2 separate regions of the Homo sapiens genome follow, and region 1 is linked to region 2. Evidence: chromatin loops called from intact Hi-C (ENCODE). Cell type or tissue: PC-3. All regions are shown on one strand.

Region 1 (5,000 bases), 61 kb before region 2:
ATTTTTGAGTATTTAGAAAATCAAAATCATAAACAAATGTATTTGTTTGTGAGGGAAATTAGCAACTATTCTTCATCTTCTTGCACACATAATGCCTAATTTCAAATCCAACCTTTTGCTTTTACCATAAGCATTCCTTGGACAAGATTGTCACCCTGCATGGCTGAGGCAGCTTTCTTTGCAGGGACTTAAGGTGAGCTGTACCCAAGCCAGATGTACTTGGGCAGATACTGGGTGATAGCTGGAGCTTCTGCCTTTTTTCTCTGAAGGTATAAGGTAGAGTGTGGGAGGCTTCATGTTTTGAATAAGATAAGCATGTGCTTTAAGTTAAGGACCAAAAATATATCAGGTTCTAAGGAACCCACCTAATCATACCATGGATAAAGGCTGGGGAAGGAAAGGTGAGTTACAGTTCTGTGCACATCAAGGACATGATTCCATGTATTCTTGCTCATTTGGACACCCTTGGAGTTAATAGATACGCAATTCAGAAAGTCACAGGCCACATCTCAGAATTGTATATTTAAGAGGACCCCTAGCAACTCCCTAGACCAGTGCTACTCAAATGAGATTTTCTGACTTGTCCATGAACTGTTTTCTACTAGCCCATAACAAGCTAATAAGCACAGCAATTGCGAATAAGCATTGATACACTTACGCTGAAATTTGCCAGAATAACATTATGTCTGTTGAAGCTAATAAAAACTTGGGGCTTGTGTTTTGTATGCCTCCTTTTGAATTCCATTTTTCTAGTAATTCATTTTTATGGTTGTTTACAAAAGCATCAGTCAGCATCAGATGGGAAATTTAGAAAACTCGTCTTTCACCCAGGTCAGTGGAGAAGGTCCGCTCCTACATCTTGGCCACAAACTCAGATATTTATGGAGGCAGGTAGCAAAGATGAGTGCAGGGGCCACGGCTGGAAAGTGTGAAACTGGCACGCACAGCCCGGGCCAGAGAGCCCAAAGGGACCAGCCCACACTGTTGCTGTAGGTAGATGCCGTCTGTGCGCTTCCTGACCTTCTATGTTTTCAAGATATTTTTTTAATGTGAAATAACCTAACTTACAAACACTGGCTCCAATATTTAAAAAAATATTTTATATAAGCTAAATCAAACATGCCCAGGGGCAAAATATAGCCTACAGGATGCCAAGTTCCACAAAGACTGAAATATGCTTGACACTAGGCTCTCCAGCCTCTGATACAGCGCCCTGCAGTGGGAGGGCCTAGAGGAAGCTTCAGGGTTCCAGGCGCTCTTACTCTGCTCTACACACTCTTCCGTGTGCTGAGCAAAACACCCTCTGTGGCTTCCCATTGACCTTGCCTTGCCTTCGGAGGACGACTCGCCACATGTCTGCTCCCTTTGCTCTGATCAGCGTCCAGGAGCTTGTCAAAGCTCCTCTTTCACTTCAGGTCTTCCTGTTCCATTCAACCAAGCCTCAGAGCGTCAGTAATGGACCTTCACCAGCTCGGCTTGCTCTCATGCAGGCGCCTCCAGTTTGTGTCACTCAGAATACCCAAAGCTACTCCAGATGTGGCATGTAGTATTTCTCAGGATGCGGGCAGTGTCAGTCTATCAACACAGCCTAAGATTACATTTGGAATGGGCAAGAAGCCCTCTCCTACTGGCCTGTTGCATTTTCTTGGATAGGATAGATTTGCCATTTGATTAACTGTCTTTTTTATTTACTGCTGCCCTCAAAACCCAATCGGTGTTTTTTGGACATCTGCCATGTGCAGAGAGCACTCTCAGGGGTAATGAGAACATATAAAGCAAAGAGTTGAGAATTGGCTGGCAAACAATGAGGAGGTACCCTTGCCACCACATTCATAGCTGAGATTGCTAAAGGAACAGGATGCTGCTTCCGGTGAGCCCGGGTTCAGCCTCAGAATTCTTCTCAGTATGGCATCCCCAGGGAGCCACCACGACTCATTAGAACTGGAAGATGCCATGATCCTTGGTTTATCTAACCCATCACAAGATCTGAGTCAAAGGCCGTACACACATGGAAGAGAGTTATATCTATGTCTGTGGTGGGCATGGTGGCTCACGCCTATAATCCCAGCACTTTGGGAGGCCGAGGCGGGCAGATGACTTGAGACCCAGGAGTTCGAAACCAGCCTGGCCAACATGGTAAAACCCTGCCTCTACTAAAAAATACAACAATTAGCTGGGGCTGGTGGCACACACCTGTAATCCTGACTACTCAGATGTCTGAGGCACGAGAATCACGGGATGAATCACGGGATGGCTGAATATGGGAAGTGGAGGGTTGCAGTGAGCCGAGATCACGCCACCGCACTCCGGTCTGGGCTACAGAGCGAGACTCTGTCTCAAAAAAAAAAAAAAAAACTACATCTATAAAAACTAGTTTTATGTAATTAAAAAAAATAAGTTCAACAGGGATCAAAGAAGGAAGAGAGAAATTTCAACTGAAATGAGCAAAGTCCCCTCTGGAAAATGTGTATAAAAAGGTAGGGGCTGTCAGGAAAGTCCTAAGGCTGAATTTCCAAGTCACATACCCCAAAGGCAGGTAGTGTAGTTTATCCTCTCATGTCTATGAACTATTATCCTAAGGTGCGGTGGGTAGACTCTGCCCATCCTCATCCATGGTAAGGTTACCCAGTCAATGGACTTGCATTTCCTTTCCCAACACTGTCTTTCTCATGGCAGTCCTGACCTGTGGCCCCTATTGGGCTTACCTCTGCAACACGGCCACCCTGCCACTCTCATCTCCCTAAACCCACAGAGGGCATCCTAGCCCTATCAACAACCAGAAGCCCAGGAAACTGAAAACAAGTTGCCCAGAGTTAGGCTGACTGAGGTTGTACAGCTTCTCTTCCATCTACACTCCACCAAGCTTGTTCTTACAGGGCTCTGAGTCAGTTCAATGCAAACACCCTACACCCAGAGTAGCTTCATCTTGTCATCTGTAAAGAATTTCTCTCCAAAGGACAGTCAGGTAATTTCATACACAAGAGCCGCATAGTCTGTATCACTCAGCATGCCTAAAATGCTCTGATAACTTTCCAATGCCTGGATATTTCAAGAAACTTTTAGAAAGGAAAACAAAACTCTAGCCAGACCCTGGAGTAGAAAAACTGGTTTCTATTTTAAAAAAATAAACAACAGCCTTTGAAAAAAATCTCTATTTAAAAATTCTTAAATTTGCCTCTAAATGCAAGTTGTAATTAATAGAAGTTAGAGTTTACACTGTTGAGTGTAAAAACACCCTCAGGCACAAACTAATCAAGTGTGTATGTCATGCTGTAAACTACAGCGAGTTCTTTGTTTGACCCCCCCCAAAAAAAAAGCTTGCCAAACAGCAGTTTTTCTTTGTCGAGCTCCTTTATTGTCTCATTTTTGTTTTTATCCTACTTCCTCTGTCCCATCCTTTGAACCTAACTATAGTATTTAAGAAACCTTGCAGGTCCCATGTTTTATTGATAGTTTTCATCAAGCATGAATTTAAATTTGAGAATAGATTAGGTGTCTTAGCCCTTTTCTTTTTGATAAATAACAAAAGGTTTCTACTTGTGATTTTCTGTCCTCAGGGTTTTATCATTAAGATTAAATAACTGTACTCTCAAGCATGCCACTGCACAAACATCTTTTCAGTTATGTGAGTAACAGATGCCTTCACAAAGGAACTATTGAAAATTCAGAAAGCATGTTTCCAAAAAAGAAAAGGGAAAAAAAGTATCATATGACAGAAGAATGTAATTGTTTACCATTAAAGTATATTCTTAACTCTTCCACTGAAAACCTCTTGGAACATTTTGTTTTTGTGTAAGTTACTACAAAGTTTGACCAAAATAATAAATGTTGTGGGAGAACTGTTGAACATTTCAGAAGTTCTGGAACCAGTAGGATCTAACATGCATGGGGCTTAAATGCAATAGTTGTTTGCCTATTTTTATATTTTGACACTGGCTTCCATCATTTGTGGGGTACACATCACATTGAAAACACTGCCATGTTGGCTGGGCATAGTGGCTTACCCTGTAATCCCAGCACTTTGGGAGGCCGAGGTGGGTGGATTGCTTGTACCCAGGAGTTTGAGACCACCCTGGGCAACATGGTGATACCCTATCTCTACTAAAAATAAAAAAAATAGCCACGTGCAGTGACGCATACCTGTAGTCCCATCTATTCAGGGAGTTGAGGTGGGAAGATCATCTGAGTCCAGGAAGTTAAGGCTGCAGTAAGCCGTGATTGCATGAGACCCTGTCTCAAAACAAAACAGTATTGGGTTTATTATTCTTGAAATAATGTTCATCTGCCCTTGAAATGGATCCATACAACTCAATTCTGAAGTCATTGGGCTTTTTTCATTGAGAAGAGTCATTGCTGCAGTTGTTGCTGGCTGGCATTGTAGAGGGCTAGGCACCATGCATGGTCTGTGTTCACTGTAATAAGCATGCATTTTAATCCCTGGGACATAACATCAGCCTTCCTTAAGTCCATTCCAACTTTCTTCAATGTGGTTGTCATTTGAAAGGCATAGGAACAACATTAGTCTAGATGCTCTTACATGTGGCATGGAGACATCATAGAAAGCCCCAAAGGAGCTTTATTAGGGAGACCATGGGAAGCTTGGGCTTGGTAAGATTAAGTCCTAGAGGCTGGAATTCATGGAGGATATGATTCTCAAGTTTCTCTTACCATCCGATATTAAGTTGGGCATGATCCAACTAGTATCACTACCTTTTGAAGAGCTATGGCATGGTTATTGTAGCATATTGTAAGAGTAGTTGCCCAGTGCCCAAGCCATAGGGCTTCTTCTGATGTAGGAGGTTGACCCTTTGTGGAATGGCTACATATGTATTTTATAGGCCTGTTGCCTCTGAGAAAAGGAGAATGCTCACTCCAGTTTCTCAGGTAACTCCTTAGGAGCTAGGAATTCACTTAACCCAGGCAGGAGTGATCTTTCAGTATCTCCTCCGTGTTGGTATGTCTCCGTGTTGATACATCTGTGTATGAAGATGCACAGCCAC
Region 2 (5,000 bases):
GTTTTTTTCTGTTAAAATTGAGGTATTGACAAAGCCTGGTGGCTCACTCCCATAATCCCAGCACTTTGGGAGGCAATTCTTTGTGAGAGAGTTGCTTCAGCCCAGGAGTTCAAGACCAACCTGGGCAACTTAGCAAGACCCTGTCTCCAAGAAAAATTTTTTAAAATTAGCTCGGCATGATGGCACATTCCTATAGTCCCAGCTACTTAGGAGGATGAGGTGGGAGGATGGCTTGAGCCCAGGGGGGTCGAAGCTGCAGAAGCTATGGTCATACCACTGCACTCCAGCCTGAGCAACATAGTGAGACCCTGTCTCTAAAAAAAAAAAGTGTAACTTATATATCATATAGTAGATAAATCTTTTTTTTTTTTGAGATGGATTCTGGCTCTGTCGCCCAGGCTAGAGTGCAGTGGCACAATCTCAGCTCACTGCAAGCTCCACCTGCTGGGTTCACGCCATCCTCCTGCCTCAGCCTCCCTAGTAGCTGGGACTACAGGCGCGTGCCACAACGCCCGGCTAATTTTTTGTATTTTTAGTAGAGACGGGGTTTCACCGTGTTAGCCAGGATGGTCTCGATCTCCTGACCTCGTGATCCACCCACCTCGGTATCCCAAAGTGCTGGGATTACAGGCGTGAGCCACCGCGCCCGGCCATAGTAGACAAATCTTAAGTGTAAGGCTGACAAATTTTTACATGTTTCTACAAACTTGAAACACACCCAAAATATATACAATGTTTTGTCACTAGAAGTTTCCCTCAGAGTCATTTCCTAGTCATCTCCCCTGTCCCAGAGCTAGTCACTCTTCTGACTCTTACTGTCACTGATTAGTTTTTCCTGTTCTTGAACTTCAAATATGAAATGAAAGTGTAGTACTATTTTATATCTACTTCTTTCTTTCAATATAATTCTTTAATATTTATCCATGGTGTTACATGTATCCATAGTTTGTTCTTTTTTATTGATGAACGATATTCTAGAATATGGAAATTGACCACACAAGATTTATCCATTCACCTCTTGATAGACGTTGGGTGATTTCTAGGTTTAGGCCATGATGAATATGAATAAAGTGCTACAAACATTTTTTTTTTTTTAAAGAGACAGGTTCTTGCTCTGTCATCCAGGCTGGAGTGCAGTGGTATGATCATGGCTCCGTAGTCTCAGACTCCTGGGTTCAAGCCATCCTTCCACCTCAGCCTCTCAAGTAGTTAGGGCTACAGATGTGAGCCACCATGCCAGCCAATTTTTTAAATTACTTTTTTGTAGAGAGAGGTTCTCTCTTTGTTGCCCACATTGGTTGCAAACTCCTAGCCTCATGTGATTCTCCCCCCTCAGCATTTCAAAGCACTGGGATTACAGGCGTGGGCTACCATACCTCGCCTAAATATTCTTTTTTTTTTTTTTTTTTTTTTTTGAGAAGGAATCTTGCTCTGTCGCCAGGCTGGAGTGCGGTGGTGCAATCTCGGCTCACTGCAACCTCTGCCTCCTGGGTTCAAGAGAGTCACCTGCCTCAGCCTCCTGAGTAGCTGGGACTACAGGCAAGCCACCATGCCCGGCTAAGTTTTTGTTTATTTATTTATTTATTTGAGACGGAGTCTCGCTCTGTCGCCCAGGCTGGAGTGCAGTGCTGTGATCTTGGCTCACTGCAAGCTCCACCTCCCGGGTTCACGCCATTTTTCTGCCTCAGCCTCCTGAGTAGCTGGGATTGCAGGTGCCAGCCACCTGGCCTGGCTAATTTTTTTTTTTTTTTTTGTATTTTTAGTGGAGACGGGGTTTCACCGTGTTAGTCAGGATGGTCTCGATCTCCTGACCTTGTGATCTGCCCGCCTTGGCCTCCCAAATTCCTGGGATTACAGGTGTGAGCCACGGTGCCCAGCCCAAACATTCTTTTATATGACTATTTGTGGACATATTTACTTAGTTCTTTTAGGTACATGTTTAGGAGTAGAATTTCTAGTTCATCGGGTAGATGTACATTTATCTTTAGTGGTTATTACCAAATGGTTTTATTAAGTGATAATCTCCATTCCCATCAATGTTTAAACATTCTAGATGTTTCACATCCTCAACAACATATGGTGTTTCCAGTTTTTATAATATTAGTCATTCTAATGGATATACACAAGCATTTTAGTGGGTTTTTAGTTTACATTTTCTTGAAGAATAATAATGTTGAGTACTTGTCCGTATGCTTATTAGTCATTTGGATATCCTCTTTTGTAAATTATCTGTTCAAATCTTTTGCTAGTTTTTCAGTATAATTTGGGGGTCTTCTTAATATTTTTAGAAAATCTTTATATAATCTGGATTCATATATTTACTTTCTTGATGAAGTCTTTTGATAAACATAAGTTCTTAATTTTAATCAATTCCAATTTATTAACATTTTATGATTAATACTTTTTGTGTCCTATTTAAAAATTCTTTGCCTACTCCTAGATCATTAACATGAATTCACATATTTTTCTTCTAGAAAATTTTAGCTTTAGCTCTATATCCATTTTGCATCAATTTTTGCACATGGCATGAATAATGAGTAAGAAACTTTAAAATATATATGAATATGTCTTCCAGCACCATTTATTAAAAAGGCCAACCCTTCTCCACTGAATAAAGGGGTACCTTTTCTATAAATCCAATGACTATATATGAGTGGGTCTATTTATGACCTCTCTATTATGTTCTATCACTTCACATCTAGCCTTGTACCAATATCACATTGCCATAATTACTGTAACTTTATAGTAATATTCTATGCAGAGAAGGAGGGCTGGAGATTGAGTTCAGTCACATGACCAGTGATTCAATCATCCATGCCCATATAGTGAAACCCAATAAAAACTCTGGACACGGAGCTTGAGTAAGCACTTTCCATCCCATTGATATGCTGGGTAGGTGATGTGTCCTGAGGATAAGGCGCTTCCTGACCTCACCCATATGCATCTTCATTTGGTTGTTCTTGGTTTGTATCCTTTATAATACAATTGTAATCAAAAGTAAAACACTTTCATGAGTTCAGTAAGTCATTCTTTTCGTTTGTTTGTTTTTGAGATGGAGTCTTAATCTTTCACCCAGGCTGGAGTGCAGTGGCATAATCCCGGCTCGCTGCAACCTCCGCCCCCGCAGGTTCAAGCGAGTCTCCTGCCCCAGCCTCCTGAGTAGCTGGGATTACAGGCGCCTGCCACCATGCCTGGCTAATTTTTGCATTTTTAGTGGAGACAGGGGGTTTCACCACCTTGGACAGACTGTTCTTGATCTCCTGACCTCATGATCCACCTGCCTTGGCCTCCCAAAGTGCTGGGATTACAGGCGTAAGCCACCACGCCTGGCTGAGTTCTGTAAGTCATTCTAGTGAATGATCAGGCCTAAGAGGATAGTGGGAACCCCAAATCTGTAGCCATTTGATCAGAAGTGTGGGTAGCCTGGAAACTGGGAGCTTGCAGCTAGTATCTGAAGTGAGAAGAGATTTGTGGAGGACTGAGCCCTTAACCTGTTAAGTCAGCATCAGAAATACATTGCAGGTGTGGACATATTAAGGACTGTAATGTCTCTTGAATAACTTACCCCTTTATCATTATGTCATGTTCCTCTTTATCGCTGATAATATTTCTTGCTTTTATGCATGATTTTTTCTGAAATTAATAATAGCTATTCTAGATTTATTTTGATTAGTGTTAGCATGCTCTTTCTCCATTCCTTTCTTTTTAATGTATCTGTATTTTTAAATTGAAAGTAGGATTATTTTTGTCAGCATATAGTTGGCTGTTAATTTTCTTATCCACTTAGAATCTCAGTCCTCTAATTGTGTATTTGGACCAATGATATTTAAAGTGATTATTGATGTAGTTGGATTAATACATACTATATTTGCCCTTGATTAACTGATCAATCGATTGATTTTTATCTTCCATTCTTTTTCTGCCTTCTCTTTTTTTTGTTTGTTTGTTGTTGTTGTTGTTGTTTGTTTTGTTTCTTGTGACAGGGTCTTGCTCTGTCACCCAGGCTGCAGTGGAGTAGTATGCTCTTGGCTTCCTACAGCCTCTACCTCTTGGGCTAAAGTCATCCTCCCACCTCCTCTTGAGTAGCTGAGACTACCAGTAGCATAGTCATGCCAGGCTAATTTTGTTTTTCTTTTTTGTAGAGATGAGGTCTCTCTATGTTGCCCAGGCTGGTCTCGAACTCCTGGGCTCAAGTGACTCTCCCACCTCAGCCTCCAAAAGTGCTGTGATTATAGATGTAACTACCCCACCCAGCCCTGCCTTCTCTGGTTTTAATTGCACATTTTATATCATTCCATTTTCTCTCCTGTCATAGCATATTAATTATATTTCTTCAAAAAATGTTTTTAGGTTGGGCATGGTGGCTCATGACTGTAATCCCAGCACTTTGGGAGGCCGGTGTAGGCGGATCATTTGAGGTCAGGAGTTCGAGACCAGCCTGGCCAACATGGTGAAGCCCTGCCTACACTAAAAATACAAAAATTAGCCAGGCATGGTGGCGGGTGCCTGTAATCCCAGCTACTTGGGAGGCTGAGGCAGAAGAATCACTTGAACTCAGGAGGCGGAGGCTGCAGACCACTGTACTCCAGCCTGGGTGACACAGCGAGACTCTGTCTCAAAAAAAAATTTTTTATAATTGTTAATGATTGCCCTAGAGTTTGCAATATACATTTTCAACTGAAGCCAGACAATTTTCAAATAACATAGTATTACTTCACAGACAGTTCAAGTACCTTATAACAGAATATTCCCATTTTAACCACAGCTGGTTAATTTTTGTATTTTTAGTACAGACAGGGTTTCACTATGTTGGCCAGGCTGGTCTCGAACTCCTGACCTTGTGATCCGTCCGCTTTGGCCTACCAAAGTGGTGAGATTACAGGCATGAGCCACTGCGCCCAGCCCTCTTGTTCTTTTTAGTGTCACTGTTGTTCATTTCACTTATCCATAAGGGATAATCACCCACTATGCTGTTGCCATTATTATTTTGAACATACTGT

What was found. A loop is a pair of places that touch in the nucleus more often than their neighbours do. Peaks named below come from ENCODE experiments on the same cell type or tissue, not always from the same donor. Only the 100,000 strongest peaks of a DNase experiment are listed, where the experiment ranks them.
Region 1: a loop joins it to region 2, with 5 times the contacts of the local background. A loop is called at or near these places in 2 of 110 quality-filtered maps.

Annotation. Positions count from the first base shown.
Region 1 is chr10:62,074,224-62,079,223 of GRCh38, forward strand. The region is part of intron 8 of ARID5B (AT-rich interaction domain 5B); the gene reads left to right. Among named protein-coding and RNA genes, the nearest start is that of ARID5B, 180 kb to the left of the region's middle. In PC-3, a CTCF peak has its summit at 2,750; a DNase peak (open chromatin) is centred at 2,888; H3K4me3 peaks cover 1,211 bases; H3K27ac peaks cover 2,560 bases.
Region 2 is chr10:62,135,095-62,140,094 of GRCh38, forward strand. No RefSeq gene overlaps it. Among named protein-coding and RNA genes, the nearest start is that of LINC02621, 120 kb to the right of the region's middle. In PC-3, no CTCF peak of the experiment used is centred here; DNase peaks (open chromatin) are centred at 777 and 1,977; H3K27ac peaks cover 2,564 bases.